Linked DNA regions of Homo sapiens: region 2 is linked to region 1. A link is an interaction called in ENCODE POLR2A ChIA-PET data of the cell type or tissue named here. Cell type or tissue: Caco-2. All regions are shown on one strand. Each heading gives the region's core, and the rest is flanking DNA. Links, peaks and the distances in the headings are about the cores only.

The links. ChIA-PET counts read pairs that join two places held together with the same protein. Peaks named below come from ENCODE experiments on the same cell type or tissue, not always from the same donor. Only the 100,000 strongest peaks of a DNase experiment are listed, where the experiment ranks them.
Region 2: POLR2A ChIA-PET joins it to region 1 with 5 read pairs; 27 of 35 experiments call an interaction of 5 or more read pairs at or near these places.

What each region holds. Positions count from the first base shown.
Region 1 is chr5:176,516,304-176,524,921 of GRCh38, forward strand. No RefSeq gene overlaps it. Among named protein-coding and RNA genes, the nearest start is that of RNF44, 17 kb to the right of the region's middle. In Caco-2, for the core only: no CTCF peak of the experiment used is centred there; no DNase peak of the experiment used is centred there.
Region 2 is chr5:176,419,357-176,427,490 of GRCh38, forward strand. No RefSeq gene overlaps it. Among named protein-coding and RNA genes, the nearest start is that of CLTB, 6.9 kb to the left of the region's middle. In Caco-2, for the core only: no CTCF peak of the experiment used is centred there; a DNase peak (open chromatin) is centred at 5,945.

The DNA of each region.
Region 1 (8,618 bases), core at 2,722-7,721:
GTGGGGCATGGTAGCACAGGCCTGTGATCCCAGCTACTCAAGAGGGTGAGGTGGGAGGATCACTTTAGCCCAGCAGCCAGAGGTTGCAATGAGCCAAGATTACACTCTAGCCTGGGCGACAGAATGAGACAGAAATGGGATATAATATAAATACTGCATTATTTCAAGTTCACACATTCTTCTGTATCTTATTTATTTATTTATTTATTTATTTATTTATTTCGAGTCTCGCTCTGTCGCCCAGGCTGGAGTGCAGTGGCGCGATCTTGGCTCACTGCAACCTCCGCCTCCCGGGTTCAAGCGATTCTCCTGCCTCAGCCTCCCAAGTAGCTGAGATTACAGGCGCCCGCCACCACGCCCAGCTAATTTTTGTATTTTTAGTAGAGACGGGGTTTCACCATGTTGGTCAGGCTGGTTTCAAACTCCTGACCTCAGGTGATCCGTCCGCCTTGGCCTCCCAAAGTGCTGGGATTACAGGCGTGAGCCACCATGCCTGGCCTCTTCTGTATCTTTTTAAATGGCTGTACAGCATTTCACTAAATGGATGTACCATATATTGATGAAAATTATCTTGTGACATGCTAAACTTTTTTTCTCTTTTCTAAAATAGCAAATTGATAAACATCCCCACACCTGAATGTGAACATCCATGCTAGTTTCCTCAGGAGAAAAAAATAACAATCCTAGAATTGCTTAGTCAAAAAGGGATACAATTTTTTCTTCTTTTTAATGTTTGTGTTATCTCCAAATTGTAGTCCAGAAAAGTCATTTCTCTTCCTGCCAGCGGTGTACGAGTGTGTGCTCAGCCTCCCACCTGTCACCATGTTCAGAACCTTCACCAGCAATCATCCCCTTCTAAACCACTTGGATCTCTTTATCTTCTCTCTCAAACTGTTTGGAGTCCCCTCCCTTACAAAACCTCAATCCCAGTTTACCCACAAGTTGCTGCCAGGATCGTTTACACAACCAGCCTCCACTTCCTCCTTAGCCTCCTGTAATTGAACTTTCACCTTCACTGACCATCTCTTATGGTCACCTGTGACCTCCTAATTACCATCTTCATTGGCTTCTTACGAAACTTTCTTGAATGTAAAAGTTCCCCAGCTGGTACCTGACACAGAGTAAGTCCCCTTGTCTCTGTTCCCACAAGTTTGAGGTCAGATTGTGTGAACTAGGTTAAGGAAATCACACTTTGCCCCAAGGGCCATTGAAGGGCTTTATCAGACATGGGTTATAGGTAATTCTGTCACCATGGGGATTAGAAGGGAGCTGTGTAAGTCTGTTTTCATTCCTATAAAGAAATAACTGGCCGGGCGCAGTGGCTTATGCCTGTAATCCCAGCACTTTGGGAGGCCGAGGTGAGTGGATCACGAGGTCAAGAGTTCAAGACCAGCCTGGCCAAGATGGTGAAACCCAGTCTCTACTAAAAATACAAAAATTAGCCAGGTATGGTGGTGGGCGCCTGTAATCCCAGCTATTCGGGAGGCTGAGGCAGAGAATCGCTTGAACCTGGGAGGCGGAGGTTGCAGTGAGCCAAGATTGTGCCACTGCACTCCAGCCTGGGCGACAGAGTGACACTCCATCTCAAAAAAAAAAAGACAAGGGCAGAGCTTTATTAAAAAGTTGTAGACAAGCCAGATGTGGTGGCTCACACCTGTAATCCTAGTGCTTTGGTAGGCTGAGGTGGGAGGATCACTTGAGCCCAGGCGTTCGAGACAAGCCTGGGCAACGTGGTGATACCCCATCTCTACAGATTTTTTTTTTTTTTAATTAGCCAAGTAAGGCCAGGCATGGTGGCTCATGCCTGTAATCCCAGCACTTTGGGAGGCTGAGGCAGGCAGATCACCTGAGGTCGGGAGATCGAGACCAGCCTGATCAACATAGAGAAACCCCATCTCTACTAAAAATACAAAGTTAGCCTGGCGTGGTGGTGCATGCCTGTAATTCCAGCTACTCGGGAGGCTGAGTCAGGAAGTAGAATCGCTTGAACCCAGGAGGCGGAGGTTGCGGTGAGTCAAGATCACGCCATTGCACTCCAGCCTGGGCAACAAGAGTGTAACTCCACCTCAAAAATAATAATAATAATAATAAAAAAATCAGCCAGGTATGGTGGCTTGTTCCTATACTACCAGCTACTTGGAGGGCTGAAGAGGAGAACTGATTTTTTTTTTCTTTTTTCTGAGATGGAGTCTCACTCTGTCACCCAGGCTGGAGTGTAGTGGTGTGATCTCCACTCACTGCAACCTCTGCCTCCCAGGTTCAAGTCATTCTCCTGCCTCAGCCTCCCGAGTAGCTGGGACTACAGGCGCCTGCCACCATACCCAGCTAATTTTTGTATTTTTAGTAGAGACAGAGTTTCACCATGTTGGCCAGGCTGGTCTTGAACTCCTGACCTCAAGTAATCCGCCTGCTTTGGCCTCCCAAAGTGCTGAGATTACAGGCATGAGCCACCGCACCTGGCCAGGAGGATTGCCTGAGCTTGAGAGTTTGAAGCTGCAGTGAGCACCACTGCACTCCAGCCTGGTCAACAGAGCAAGACCCTGTCTCTGAAAAGAAAAAAGAGGGCTAGGCGCGGTGGTACACACCTGTAATCTCAGCATTTTCGAAGGCTGAGGCAGGTGGATCACTTGAGCTCAGAAGTTTGAGACCAGCCTGACCAACATGATGAAACGCTGTCACTACTAAAAATACAAAAAATTAGATGGGTGTGGTGGCACATGCCTGTAATCCTAGCTACTCAGGAGGCTGAGGCAGGAGAATCGCTTGAACCAGAAGGCGGAGGTTGCAGTGTGCCGAGATTGTGCCACTGCACTCCAGCTTGGGTGACAGAGTGAGACTCTGTCTCAAAAAAAAAAAAAAAGAGAAAAGAAAGAGAATTGCAGAAAAGTATAAAGAAAAAATAGCCATTATTCCCACCATCCAAAATGATTAACATTAATATTTTGGCATATTTGCATCCAGCTTTTTTTTATTTTTTTATTTTTTGAGACAGAGTCTCACTCTGTCACCCAGGCTGGAGTGCAGCGGTGCTATCTCGGCTCACCTGCAACCTCTGCCTCCCGAGTTCAAGCGATTCTCCTGCCTCAGCCTCCCGAGTAGCTAGGATTACAGGTGCCCGCACCACGCCTGGCTAATTTTTGTATTTTTAGTAGAGATGAGGTTTCACCATGTTGGCCAGGCTCGCCTTGAACTTCTGACATCAGGTGATTCACCTGCCTCGGCCTCCCAAAGTGCTGGGATCACAGGAGTGAGCCACCGTGCCCAGCCAGCTTCCAGCTTTTTTCATGGATATACTTTGGTTAAAATAACAGAAAATGTGGGCTGGACTCGGTTGCTCATGCCTGTAATCCCAGCACTTTGGGAGGCCGAGGCAGGTGGATCACGTGAGGTCAGAAGTGCAAGACTAGCCTGGCCAACATGGTGAAACTCCGTCTCTACTAAAAATATAAAAATTAGCAGGCTGTGGTGCAGGCGCCTGTAATCCTAGGTACTCGGGAGGCTGAGGCAGGAGAATTGTTTGAACCCAGGAGGTGGAGGTTGCAGTGAGCCAAGATTGCGCCACTGCACTCGAGCCTGGGTGACAGAGTGATACTGTGTCTCAAAAAAAAAAAAAAAAATCACAGAAAATGTTTATAGATATGCTAAAATAAATCCATGCTCAGCAGATGTGGCTAACATCTAGCCAAGCTGGACTTTGGCACTTGCCCCTGGGCAGGCCTGCCAGCATGCTGGGCACTGATCAGCCACGAGTCTTCAATATGAGGGTCTCTCCAGGGTGCCCTCTCTCCAGAGCCTTCATCTCAGGTAGAAACAGCAGCAGAGGCCCATGGATGTGAATCAGCTTGTCTGATCTGCAGTGAGGAGGGGTGTAAGGAGTCATCATTATGCAAAAAAGAATAATCGGAAACGGGAAAGGTAACAGGTCATTTCACTATGCTGGGGCACTGGAAAGAGAGGGCAGGGCCTGTATAAGGGCACCTGGGCCCAGGGGTGGAGTCAGCTCCACACAGACTTTCTCTCCCAGCGGGGCACTCACTTGCTCGCTTACTCAGTCACCTATTCAGGAGATACTCTCTGATGCCCGTCGTGTCCATTCCCTCTTGCTAGGTCTGGGAACATGGCAAACATGATGGCCTTTGGTCTAGTGAGTGCAGGCAGTCAGCGGGATCCATCCTGACAGGTGAGATGCACAGGGAAGAGCCACCTGCAGGTGTGCACTGGAGCCCAGGGTGGAAGCACGGCTGCTCGGGATTGAGGGAGGGGTCAGGGCAATTCGCTTGAGGAGAGGACATTTGCGCTGGGCTCTGGGAAAGGAGCATGCTTGCCAGGAGGACGAGACACGTTAAGGCATTTGAGGCAAAGCAGGTGATAAAAGGGCAAAAGGGTGCAGGGGCAGATGACCTGGGTCTCAATCCCAGCTCTGCTGTTTGTTGGTTCTGTGACCTTGGGGAAGTCATCTTCCTTCTCTGAGCCTCTGTTTCTTCAATGGGAACTAGAAGGAAGGTAATAACAGTTTTACTGTCAAGAAAACAGAAGAGCCCAGGCACGGTGGCGCACACCTGTAAGCCCAGCACTTTGGGAGACTGAGGCGGGAGGATGGCTTGAGCCTGGGAGGTCAAGGCTGCAGTGAGCTATGATTGCGCCACTGCACGCCAGCCTGGGTGACAGAGCGAGACCCTGCCTCTAAAAAGGAAAGAAGGAAAAAGAAAGAGAAAGAAAGCAGAAGGGTCCCGCAGGGGTGAGGTGGCAGCATGGCAGGACAAAGAGTGTGAGTGGCCCTGGGCAGAGGGAGCACACGCCCTGCATGCTGGAACGGGCACTGGGGCACCACAAGGGTTGGAGCATGGCTGGAAGGGAGGAGAGAGGTGGGAACTGACAAAGTGTGACTAGATTAGGATACTGCTTCTTCCATCACCTCCATCCCTCCCGCGGGGAGGCTGGAGAAGACGGGAGAGGAGGGAGAGCCCAGCTTGCAAACTCACCGCTTTGAGAGCCTGCACCTTCCTCTGAAGTGGCAAAGGAGATTTAAATTCAGGGCTGGATTCAGTCTGACTTCAGTCTCCTCATTCAATAAAGGAAAAACGTATTCTGTTGCTGACGGCCCCCCAAAGATACCTCCTGGGCCAGAGGCCTTCGGCTTCCTATTGAGGCAGGGCAGTGGCAGTGACGATGGTGGTGGCGGGAAGGGAGGGCACACCTGGAGCTTGCAGGAGGCAGGAGGGATAGGCTGAAGAGGGGGCCTCCGAGGTGCAGAGGCCAACCAAGCCAGGGGACCTCCAAGCAGGCTTTCCAAAAGTGGGTTCTCTGACTTGGGGAATGCAGGAATGGGGACTACAGAACTACCTGATACTCCCATTTTCTAGCTGGGCCTAGACCCAGGCTGTTCTAAGCCTCGTTTTCTCCAAATAGAAACAGAATATAATAAACACCTCAACTCTGGATGCCGAGATGCAAATGAAATGCTAGGGTTTGTGAGGCCCTGGGACCTGGCCCCTCTGCCACCTCACCGGCTCCCAGCTCCCGCTCAAGCACCGCCCTTCCTCTGCCTTGCTCATTCTGTGTCCTGTGTGGAATGCTCGTCTCCTGACTGGCTCCTTCCCACCACTCAGGCCTCACTCATCTCAAGGTTGCTTCCTCTGAAAGGCCACTCCTGTGTCAGGGTCCACAGACCCTCTGTGGCTTGTTACTTTTCCTTCACGGCCCTTGTTATGCTCTGAAATAATTGCTGACTTCCATATTGTCCCGCCGTCCTTTGGGAGGGCCAGTTTCCTGGAGACAGCAGCTCCATCTTGTCCACTGGGGTAGTCCTGATACCCAGGACAGTGCCCGGCTTGGGCAGAAGCACTTGGCCAGTTCTGCTGAATGAATGGTTTGGCACAAATGACCTTTTTAAAATTTTGAAATAATTTAAGATTCATAGGACATGGCGAAAACATTACAGAAGAGACCTGTGTGCCCTTAGTTTCCCTCAAATGGCAGCATCTTGTTTAAAACCAGAAAATTGGCATTGCTACAATTTACAGATTTTACTAGTTTTACATGCACCCATTTGTGTGTGTGTGTGTGGTGTGTGTGCATGTAGTTCTGTAAATTTCATCACGTGTGGATGTGTGTAGCCCACACTATGATCAAGATACAGATCTGTTCCATCAGTGCAAAGATCTTCCTCGTGCTGCCTCTTTAAAAGTCATGCCACCCTCTTCCCATCCCCTATTTTTTTTGAAACGGAGTCTTGCTCTGTACCCCAGGCTGGAGTGCAGTGGCGTAATCTTGGCTCACTGCAATCTCCATCTCCTGGGTACAAGTGATTCTCCTGCCTCAGCCTCCTGAGTAGCTGGGATTACAGGCATGTGCCACCACGCCCGGCCTTCATTTTTGTATTTTTAGTAGAGACAGGGTTTCATCATGTTGGCCAGGCTGGTCTTGGACCCCTGACTCAAATGATGCCCCTGCCTCGGCCTCCCGAAGTGCTGGGATTACAGGCGTGAGTCACCATGCCCGGCCAATAGTCACTATTTTTTATTTTAGTTCCTTTTAATAGGTGTGTAAAAAAATACCTCATTGTGGCTTAATTTACATTTCTCTAATGGCTAAAGGTGTGGAACATATTTTTGTGAGTACATGAAATATCTCTTTAGTAAAATGTATGTTGATCTTTTGGGTTTTTGAGAGTTTCTTTTTTCAGCTTTCTCAGGTTGAAATTGAGAGTTTTTTACATATCTGAGATGTGAGTTATTTGTCAGATATGTGGCTTGCAAATTAAAAGTTTTAATCTTGATAAAGTCCAGTTGTAGATTTTTCCTTGATGGATTGTTTTTGGTGTCATGTCTAAGACCTTTTCACCTAGTCCTAGATTTTCACCTGTTTTCTTCTGGAAGTCTTCTAGCTTTATGTTTTGCCTTTACATCTATGACCCATTTTAAGTTAATTTTTGTGTAAGTTGTGGGGTTCATTTGTTGAAAAGAATATCCTTCATTGAATGTTTAAAAATCAGTTGGCTATACTTGTGTGGGTGTATTCCTGGGTTCTTAATTCTGTTCCATTGATGTATTTCTCTATCCTCTGCAAATACCACATTGTCTTGACTAATACAGCGATGACAGTAAGTCTTAAAATCAGGTACAGTTGATCTTCCCACTTTTTTCTCCTCCTCCTCCTCCTTCTTCTTCCTCCTCCTCCCCCTCCTCCTCCTCCCCTCCCCCTCCCCCCTCCTCCCCTCCTCCTCTTCTTTTCTTCTTCTTCTTCTTCTTTTTTTTTTTTTTTTTTTGAGACAGGGTCTGCCTCTGTCACCAAGGCTGGAGTGCAGTGGCATGATCTTGGCTCACTGCAACCTCCACCACCTGGGCTCAAGTGATTCTCCTGCCTCAGCCTTCCAAGTAGCTGGGAGTACAGACATGTGCCACCACGCCCGGCTAATTTTTGTTTTGTTTGTAGAGATGGGATTTTGCCACATATGTTGCCCAGGCTGATCTCAAACTCCTGAGCTCAAGCAATCGGTCTCCCTTGGCCTCCCAAAGATTACAGGCAAAAGCCACCATGCTCAGCCTATTCTTGTTTCTTTTTTTGAGACAGAGTTTTGCTTTTGTTGCCCAGGCTGGAGTGCAATGGCGCGATCTCGGCTCACTGCAACCTCCACCTCCTGGGTTCAAGCAATTCTCCAGCCTCAGCCTTCTGAGTAGCTGGGATTACAGGCATCCGCTACCATGCCTGGCTAATGTTTGTATTTTTAGTAGAGATGTGGTTTCACCATGTTGGCCAGGCTGGTCTGGAACTCCTGACCTCAGGTGATCTGCCTGCCTCGGCCTCCCAAAGTGCTGGGATTACAGGCGTGAGCCACCACGCCCAACCTATTCTTGTTTTTCAAAATTGTTTTAGCTACTCTCATTCCTTTGCCTTTTCATATACATTTTAGAATAAGCACAAGCATGTCTGTATCTTTTTTTTCTTGTAGAGACAGTGTCTTGTTTGAGACCAGCCAGGCTGGCCTTAAGTGATTCTCCCACCTCTGCCTCCCAAAGTGTTGGCGTTAGGCCAGGCGTGGTGGCTCACACCCATAATCCCAGCACTTTGGGAGGCCAAGGCGGGTGGATCACTTGAGGCCAGGAGTTCATGCCCAGCCTGGACAACATAGAGAAACCCTGTCTCTACTAAAAGTATAAAAAGCTGGGCGTAGTGGCCCACACTTGTAGTCCCAACCATTTGGGAGGCTGAGGCACGAGAATCTCTTGAACCCAGAAGGCAGAGGTTGCAGTGAGCCAAGATCGCCGCCACTGCACTCCAGCCTGGGTGACAGAGCGAGAATCTGTCTCAGGAAAAAAAAAAAAAAAAACCACAAAAACAGAGCCAGGCATGGTGGCTCACACCTGTAATCCCAGCACTTTGGGAGGCCGAGGCAGGTGGATCACTTGAGGTTAGGAGTTCGAGAGCAGCCTGACCAACATGGTGAAACCCTCTCTCTACTAAAAACACAAAAAATTGGCTGGGTGCGGTGGCTCACGCCTGTAATCCCAGCACTTTGGGAGGCCAAGGTGGGCGGATCACCTGAGGTCAGGAGATCAAGACCATCCTGGCCAACATGGTGAAAACCCGCCTCTACTAAAAATACAAAAATTAGCTGG
Region 2 (8,134 bases), core at 3,135-8,134, 97 kb before region 1:
TTCACCCTGTTAGCCAGGATGGTCTCGATCTCTTGACTTCATGATCTGTCCACCTCGGCCTGCCAAAGTGCTGGGATTACAGGCGTGAGCCACCGTGCCCGGCCCCTCCTTTACTTTCTTAATAAACTTGTTTTCGCTTTGCACCAAGGACTCACCCTGAATTCTTTCTTGCGTGAGATCCAAGAACCCTCTCTTGGGGTCTGGATTGGGACCCCTGTCCTATAACAATCACACCACTGCGCTCCAGCCTGGGCAATGAGAGTGAGACCCTGTCTCTAAATAAATAAATAGCATCTGCAAACAGAGATACTTCTTACTTTCCAATCTGGGTTGCTTTTATTTCTTTTTCTTGCCTAATTTCTCTGGCTAGGACTTCCAGTACTATGTTGAATAGAAATACCAAAAGTGGGCATCCTTCTGCACAAGTTGTCCAAATCAAACTGGAGTCACTTATGCCAAACCCTAGCAAAATGGACTCAGGAGGCCATAAATGAGGGGCTCCCATGCACACATGCCTATGATAGAAAATATTACAAGGACTGTCTGAGGCTGGGCACGGTGGCTCATGCCTGTAATCCCAACACTTTGGGATGCTGAGATGGGCGGATCACCTGAGGTCTGGAGTTCAAGACCAACCTAACATGATGAAACCCCGTCTCTACTAAAAATACAAAATTAGCTGGGTGTGGTGGCACACACCTGTAATCCCAGCTACTCAGGAGGCTAAGGCAGAAGAATTGCTTGAACCTGGGAGGCAGAGGTTGCAGTGAGCCGAGATTGCCCCATTGTACTCCAGCCTGGGCAACAAGAGCAAAACTCCGTCTCAAGAAAAAAAAAAAAACCCAACAACAACAACAACAAAAAACAAGGATTGTCTGAAACCACAATCTTGCACAAAGGCCGTCACACCCATGCACGAAGAATATTTCTGCAATGACACCTGCCCAGCAATTGCCTGTTCAATCTTGGAATAATGCTACCCTTGTTATCAATCCTTGTAGCCAAGGATAATTTTTTCAAAACAACTTACGTAGCCTTCCTCATTTTGCCTTTAAAACCCCTTTCCTTCCTTTTTCTCTCTGAGTGCCCCCCTCCATGGTTCACCATAGTACATGTATTCCCTGGGATGCAACTGTAAACAAGAAAGTATCACAGACAGGTCTCAATCAATTTAGAGGTTTATTTTGCCAAGGTTGCAGGCACACCCAAGAAGAAGAGACACAAGACACAGTATGATCTGTGGCATGCACTTTTTTCCAAAGAAGATTTTGAGGACTTCATTATTTAAAGGGGAAAAAGTGGGCAGGAGGAGAAAGAAGAAAGGGGAAAAAAAGGAAGGTAGACAAGTGAGATAAGCCATTGCATTCTTTTGAGGCTTTGATTAGAGCTCACTGAATCCATACGTTCCATGTGAAAAGGACAGGGTAGAGGAATAGTCAATTACATATTCATCTTGCACTCAGTAAATCTGTACATAAGATAAACAGAGAGTAGAGGAAGAGTTCAAATATGCATTTGTCTGACAGGGGCGTGGGGGGGATGATTTCTAGTCTCCTTTTGTCCCGCACCTGTGAAGATAAGCTGTTAATTTACATTGTCAGGGTGAGGGAGGCCACCTGGGGAGACATGTGGCCTTCTATCTTATACCTATCTGTTTAGGAACAAAAGGAAAGGCAGTTTTTTTGTGTGGCTTAGTTTCCAAGCTTAACTTTTCCTTTTGAGTAGTGAGTTTGAGGTCCTGAGATTTTATTTTCCTTTCACACAATCTGATATGGTTTGGCTGTGTCCCCTCCCAAATCTTATCTTGAATTCCCATATGTTGTAGGAGGGACCCGGTGGGAGGTAAATGAATCATGGAGGCAAGTCTTTCCTGTGCAGTTCTTGTGACAGTGAATAAGTCTTACAAGATCTGATGGTTTTATAAAGAGGAGTTCCCCTGCACAAGCTTTTCTCTCATTTTGCCTGCTGCCATCCATGTAAGACATTAGTTGCTCCTCCTTGCCTTCCACTATGATTGTGTACTTCCCCAGCCACTTGGAACTGTAAGTCCATTAAACCTCTTTCTTTTGTAAATTGCCCAGTCTCAGGAATGTCTTTGTCAGTAGCATGAAAATGGACTAATATACAATTTGTCATTCATTCCCAAGTAATCTCACTTTTTCTTAGAGCCACTCTCCCTGTCGTTATTTTAGGTTGACTCTCTACTTGCTCCTGATCCTAGTGGATGAGCTTTCAGTCTTCCACCATGGAGTATGATGTTTGCTGTGGATTTCTTTTCTTTTCTTTTTTATAGAGCTGGGTCTCACTATGTTGCTCAAGCTGGTCTCAAACTACTGGGCTTAAGTGATCCTCCTGCCTCTGCCTCCCAAAAAGTGTTGGCATTATAGGTGTGAGCCACCATACCTGGCCAGATTTTTCATATATGGCTTTTGTTACATTATATAACTACCTTCTGTTCCTACTTTATTGACTGTTTTTATCATGAAAGGGTGTTGAATTTTGCCAAATGTTTTTTCTGCTCTATTGAGATGATCGCATGGTTTTTTTTTTTTTTTTGAGACGGGGTCTCGCTCTGTCACCCAGGCTGGAGTGCAGTAGCACGATCTCGGCTCACTGCAAGCTCCGCCTCCTGGGTTCACGCCATTCTCCTGCCTCAGCCTCCTGAGTAGCTGGGACTACAGGCGCCCGCCACCACGCCTGGCTAATTTTTTTGTATTTTTAGTAGAGACGGGGTTTCACTGTGTTAGCCAGGATGGTCTCGATCTCCTGACCTCGTGATCCGCCCACCTCGGCCTCCAAAAGTGCTGGAATTACAGGCGTGAGCCACCGTGCCCAGCCGTGTTTTTTAAATTAATTCAGTTAATGCAGTACATTACATTGATTGATTCTTGTATGGTGAACCACCCTTGCATTCTGGGTGTAAACCCCATTGGTCAAGGTACACAATCCTTTTATTGTGCTGTTGAATTCGGTTACTGAGTATTTTGCTGAGGATTTTTGCATCAATGTTCACAAGAGATAATGATCCATAGTTTTCTTTTCTACTAGTGTCTTCTTTTTTTCATGCTATTACTGGGACTTGTAGTGTCTTTATCTGGCTTTGGTATCAGCATAATGCTGGCATCATAGAAAGAGTTAGGAAGTGTTCTCTTCAATTTCTGTGAGAAGTTTGAGAAGAGTTGGTTCTTCTTTAAATGTTTAATGGAATTCACCAGTGAAGCCATTAGATCCTGGGCTTTTCTTTGTCAGGAGATTTTTGATTACCGATCCAATCTCACTAGTTATAGGTTTACTCAGATTTTCTATTTCTTTATGGTTTAGTCTTGATAGGTTTTTGTGTTTCTAGCAATTGTAATGGTGTGATCTCGGCTCACCGCAACCTCCACCTCCCAGGTTCAAGCGATTCTCCCTCCTGCCTCAGCCTTCTGAGTAGCTGGGATTACAGGTGTGTGCCACCACACCTGGCTAATTTTGTATTTTTAGTAGGGACAGGGTTGCTCCATGTTGGTCAGGCTGGTCTCACACTCCCAACCTCAGGTGATCCTCCTGCCTCAGCCTCCTAAAGTGTTGGGATTATAGGCGTGAGCCACCGCGCCCGGCCACAGTAGTCTTTTATAATCCTTATTATTCCGATGGAATCAGTAGCAATGTCCCCATTCTTGTATCTACTTTTAGTGATTTGAATCTTCTTTTTTCTTAGTTAGTTCATCTAGCTAAAGGTTTGTCAATTTTGTTGATCTTTTCAAAGAACCAACTTTCTTTTTTTTAATTTTTTATTATTATTCTTATTTATAGAGATGGAGTTTCACCATGTTGGCCAAGCTAATCTTGAACTCCTGACCTCAAGTGATCTGCCCACCTCAGCCTCCCAAAGTGCTAGGATTACAGGTGTGAGCCACCATGCCCAGATGAAGAACCAACTTTCTATCCTCATAAATTATTTTTGCCCAGACTAGTGGAGTTTTATTCTATGGATGCACAGATTATTATTTGGCTGATGATTTAAAGCTAATTCCTATGCACATTTCTGGAATTCTTGCCCTGCCTAGCTCCCTCTTCTCAGTACTTTACCCTGCAAATCCTAGCCACTTCAACTTCCCCAAACTCCTATCTCTGTCTCTTGCCTCTGTGAGACTGCTGGACTCTGTTTGGGTTCCCCTTACCTTCCTAGCAGCTTAGAAATTCCTTCAGGCGGGCTGGGTACAGTGGCTCACGCCTGTAATCGCAGCACTTTGGGAGGCCGAGGTGGGCGGATCACTTGAGGTCGGGAGTTCGAGACCAGCCTGACCAACATGGAGAAACCCCGTCTCTACTAAAAATACAAAATTAGCCAGGTGTGGTGGCGCATGCCTGTAATCCCAGCTAGTCGGGAGGCTGAGGCAGGAGAATCGCTTGAACCCAGGAGGCAGAGGTTGTAGTGAGCTGAGATCACACCATTGCACTCCAGCCTGGGCAACAAGAGCGAAACTCCATCTCAAAAAAAAAAAAAAGAAAAGAAAAAAGAAATTCCTTCAGGCAGAAAGCGTGGTGTTCTGCTGTGAGCAGATCTAAGCTAACCTACCTCCAAAGGCCAAGGGAGCTGAGAGGCCGAAGAAAGAGGTTGACAAATCCAGTTTATCAGAAAGAAACATTTAATAGAGACTTACAAACAAAAGCCTTGTCTTAGACAGCCACACGGCAGTGGATCTCTGCAACTGCCATCCAGAAATTATCCTTTTTATAGCAAGATTTTAGCCTCAGACCTCTTGTGAAACTCCTGACCACTGGGGAAGTTAAATAAGCTCTTTTTTTTTTTTTTTTTAAGAGACAGGGTCTCACTGTGTTGCCCAGGCTGATCGCAAATTCCTGGGCTCAAGCGATCCTCCCACCTCAGTCTCCCAAAGTGCTGGGATTAAGCCACTGCAAGCCAGCCTAGATAAACATCCTTATGAGAGGTTGTCTCTGGTACAGGCACTGTTTCTTTGCAAGGGGTTATCTCCATTACAGGCATTGTTTCCTGACTTTGCTGCAGGACTGCCTCAGTATATGCACTAGTCAAACATGGGTCATTATGGTGGTTTCCCTTTAAGATAGTGTTACTCTTGCCAGGCAACAGGCTGTTTTCCTACACCTGGAAAATCACAGGGTTCACCCTGTTTGTTTCTCTTCTCTCAGGGATCACAGCCCTGTGCTGCCCATTGCCAATGTCTAAAAACAGGGCCAGGCACGGTGACTCACACCTGTAATCCCAGCACTTTGGGAGGCCGAGGCGGGTGGATCACCTGAGGTCAGGAGTTCAAGACCAGCCTGGCCAACGTGGTGAAACCCTGTCTCTAATAAAAATACTAAATATTAGCTGAGCATGGTGGCAGGAACCTGTAATCCCAGCTCCTTGGGAGGCTGAGGCAGGACAATTGCTTGAACCCGGGAGACAGAGATTGCAGTGAGCCGAGATCGCACTGCCGTACTCCAGTCTGGGTGACAGAGTGAGACTCTGTCTCAAAAAAAAAGGAGGAAAAAAATTAAAAACATTATTTTGAAGACTTGTAGCCAAGAAAAATTAGAATTCGGTCCAAACTGTAAAAAATAATAAAAATTGAAAAACATTAGGCAAGATTAGAATCTAAAAATAGGTGTACTATAGTTTGTGAAACATAATTTTTCTGTCTCCGGTTTCCCATTTTTACTATAGACAAGTCATGGTAGGACTGATTTGCTTTATTATACTTGGCCTGATTATTTGTATACAGTGCAACAAGAATAATTTTTTTTACATAGGCTTTTAAATTGGCTGTGATGGGACTTTGTTCCATAGAAGGAATCTCAGATAAGACTTTTTTAAAACCAAGCCCAGCCATGGATTTATACTATCAAATACCTATGAGTTGGGTGAATTCCTCTCTTCTTGAAGTTCCAAGATAAACTTGTGGCTGCTGGGCCTGTCAGAAAGTAACATTCCTTACTTACCACAGGTCAGGAACCCTGTACAGGGACTGTGTAGACAAGGTAAGAGGCCAGTTTTCCCAAGGTGCTTTTATTGGCTCCATAAGTCAAGTTTGTTTCCTTGAAGGAAAGCATACCATTCTAGTCAGTAACCAGTTTCTCCAATTGTGTCCTGCAATAAATGAAAACAGATTCTTTTTTTTTTTTTTTTGAGACAGAGTTTCGCTCCTGTGGCCCAGGCTGGAGTCCAATGGCATGATCTTGGCTCACCGTAACCTCCGCCTCCCAGGTTCAAGCGATTCTCCTGCCTCAGCCTCCCGAGTAGCTGGGATTACAGGTATGCACCACCAGGCCCAACTAATTTTGTATTTTTAGTAGAGATGGGGTTTCTCCATGTTGGTCAGGCTGGTCGCAAACTTCCAACCTCTGGTGATCTGCCCGCCTCGGCCTCCCAAAGTGCTAGGATTATAGTTGTGAGCCACCACGCTCCCCTGGAAACAGATTCTTATTGTACTGATGCAAATAACTGTATTACCATAAGTTAAGAATAGTCACAAATAGTTTCCAAATTCTGGAGAAATCAGGTAGAGAGAAAAAAATGTGTTCTAAATGTTGTTCACAGGAGTATACTAAATTATTAAAAGCTGTCAATAGCTCAAAAGAAAACTTCCCTTGACTCTGAAAAAACAAAACAAAGGATTAGCAATGTTTTCAACAAAAAGTAAAAAAGATTACATCAGTCTTCTATTAACTCTTTCTATGCAGTTAATTCCTGTTCAGCTTGATATTCATGAACGTTTCACTTCTCCATGAGTCCTGAAAGTTTTATTCTATTCTGATGTCACAATCTCCAAATGTATCAAAAACTTGTATTCAAGAGCACATGTTAGATTTTATAGCTGATTATAAAACCACCTTCTAAAGAGGACCAAAACAAGACAACAATTGTCTGTGGATGACGAAAAGTTTTAGGGCAGCCATAGTCAAAGACACAATTGACAAGGGTATTTGTTACCTCTGTGGCACATTAATGTAACAATTATAATTATAACTGATAAAGTACACTAAGTCATATAATAATTATAGGGGTTTCCCATAATTTTAGAACACATACCAATAACATATTTATACAAATACAGCCCAAAGAAAACCAAACACCATTTCATATTCGACCATGTTTTCTGTATAATTTTTATACCAAATAAGCCAAATTATGTCATTTTTGGACTTTAGGGAATCTAATATTCTAAAGCATTAATTAGGTCGGAAAAAGACATAATTTATAATTTGATTTCAGAAAGTTTGTCAAATATCAAAGGTTGAAAACACTTGATACCACAGGTCATTGTAAAATAAGTCATTCTTTTGACCAAAGTGCTAACTCAAGGATTTCAAAAAAAAAAGGCAAAACCTTCATTCTTTGAGAGAGGAGACTTAATTTTACAAACAATAAGCCCTAATGAAAACAGCATGAAGCCAATTAAATTTGTTTTTCAAAATTTTATAAGCTATCTCTAAAATTTTAATCTTGACCATAAGTTATAACTTCCATAAGCCTTTTATAACCTTTATTAATTAGTTGGTTAATGCTTCAAGAAAACATTGTTAATCTGACACAGGGACCCATATGCTGGTCTTGCATCAGTGTGCATTTGACATTAATGATTAATTTCTAGGGAAGCTGAACTTATTTTATCTCTCAAAATTGGCCTTTACAATCTCACATGCCCACCTCCTCCATGATAGTCCCTGGGCCTTGAGGAGTTCAATGGCTTTAATTTCTGGCCCTGTGTCTCAGGAATGCAGTTTATTTTGACTGGCATCTTCTATCAGGCCTGAAGATGAGGCTTTAATTGATGTCAGTGTTCAACATTTAGCAAGACTTGGTGTCCTTCTTAGATCCAGTAGTCAAAGCCCTTTAACTCAGTGTCACAAGAACTTTAAAAGCCCATACAGAAAGACACGTGAATGTAATAACCTTAAAGTTAAAAAAATTCTTTTTTTTTTTTTTAGACAGAGTCTCGCTCTGTCACCCAGGCTGGAGTGTAGTGGCATGATCTCAGCTCACTGCAACCTCCGCCTTTCCAGGTTTGAGAGATTCTCCTGTCTCAGCCTCTCAAGTAGCTGGGACTACAGGCACGTGTCACCATGCCGACTAATTTTTGTAATATTAGTAGAGACGTGCATGTACCATATTGATCAGGCTGGTCTC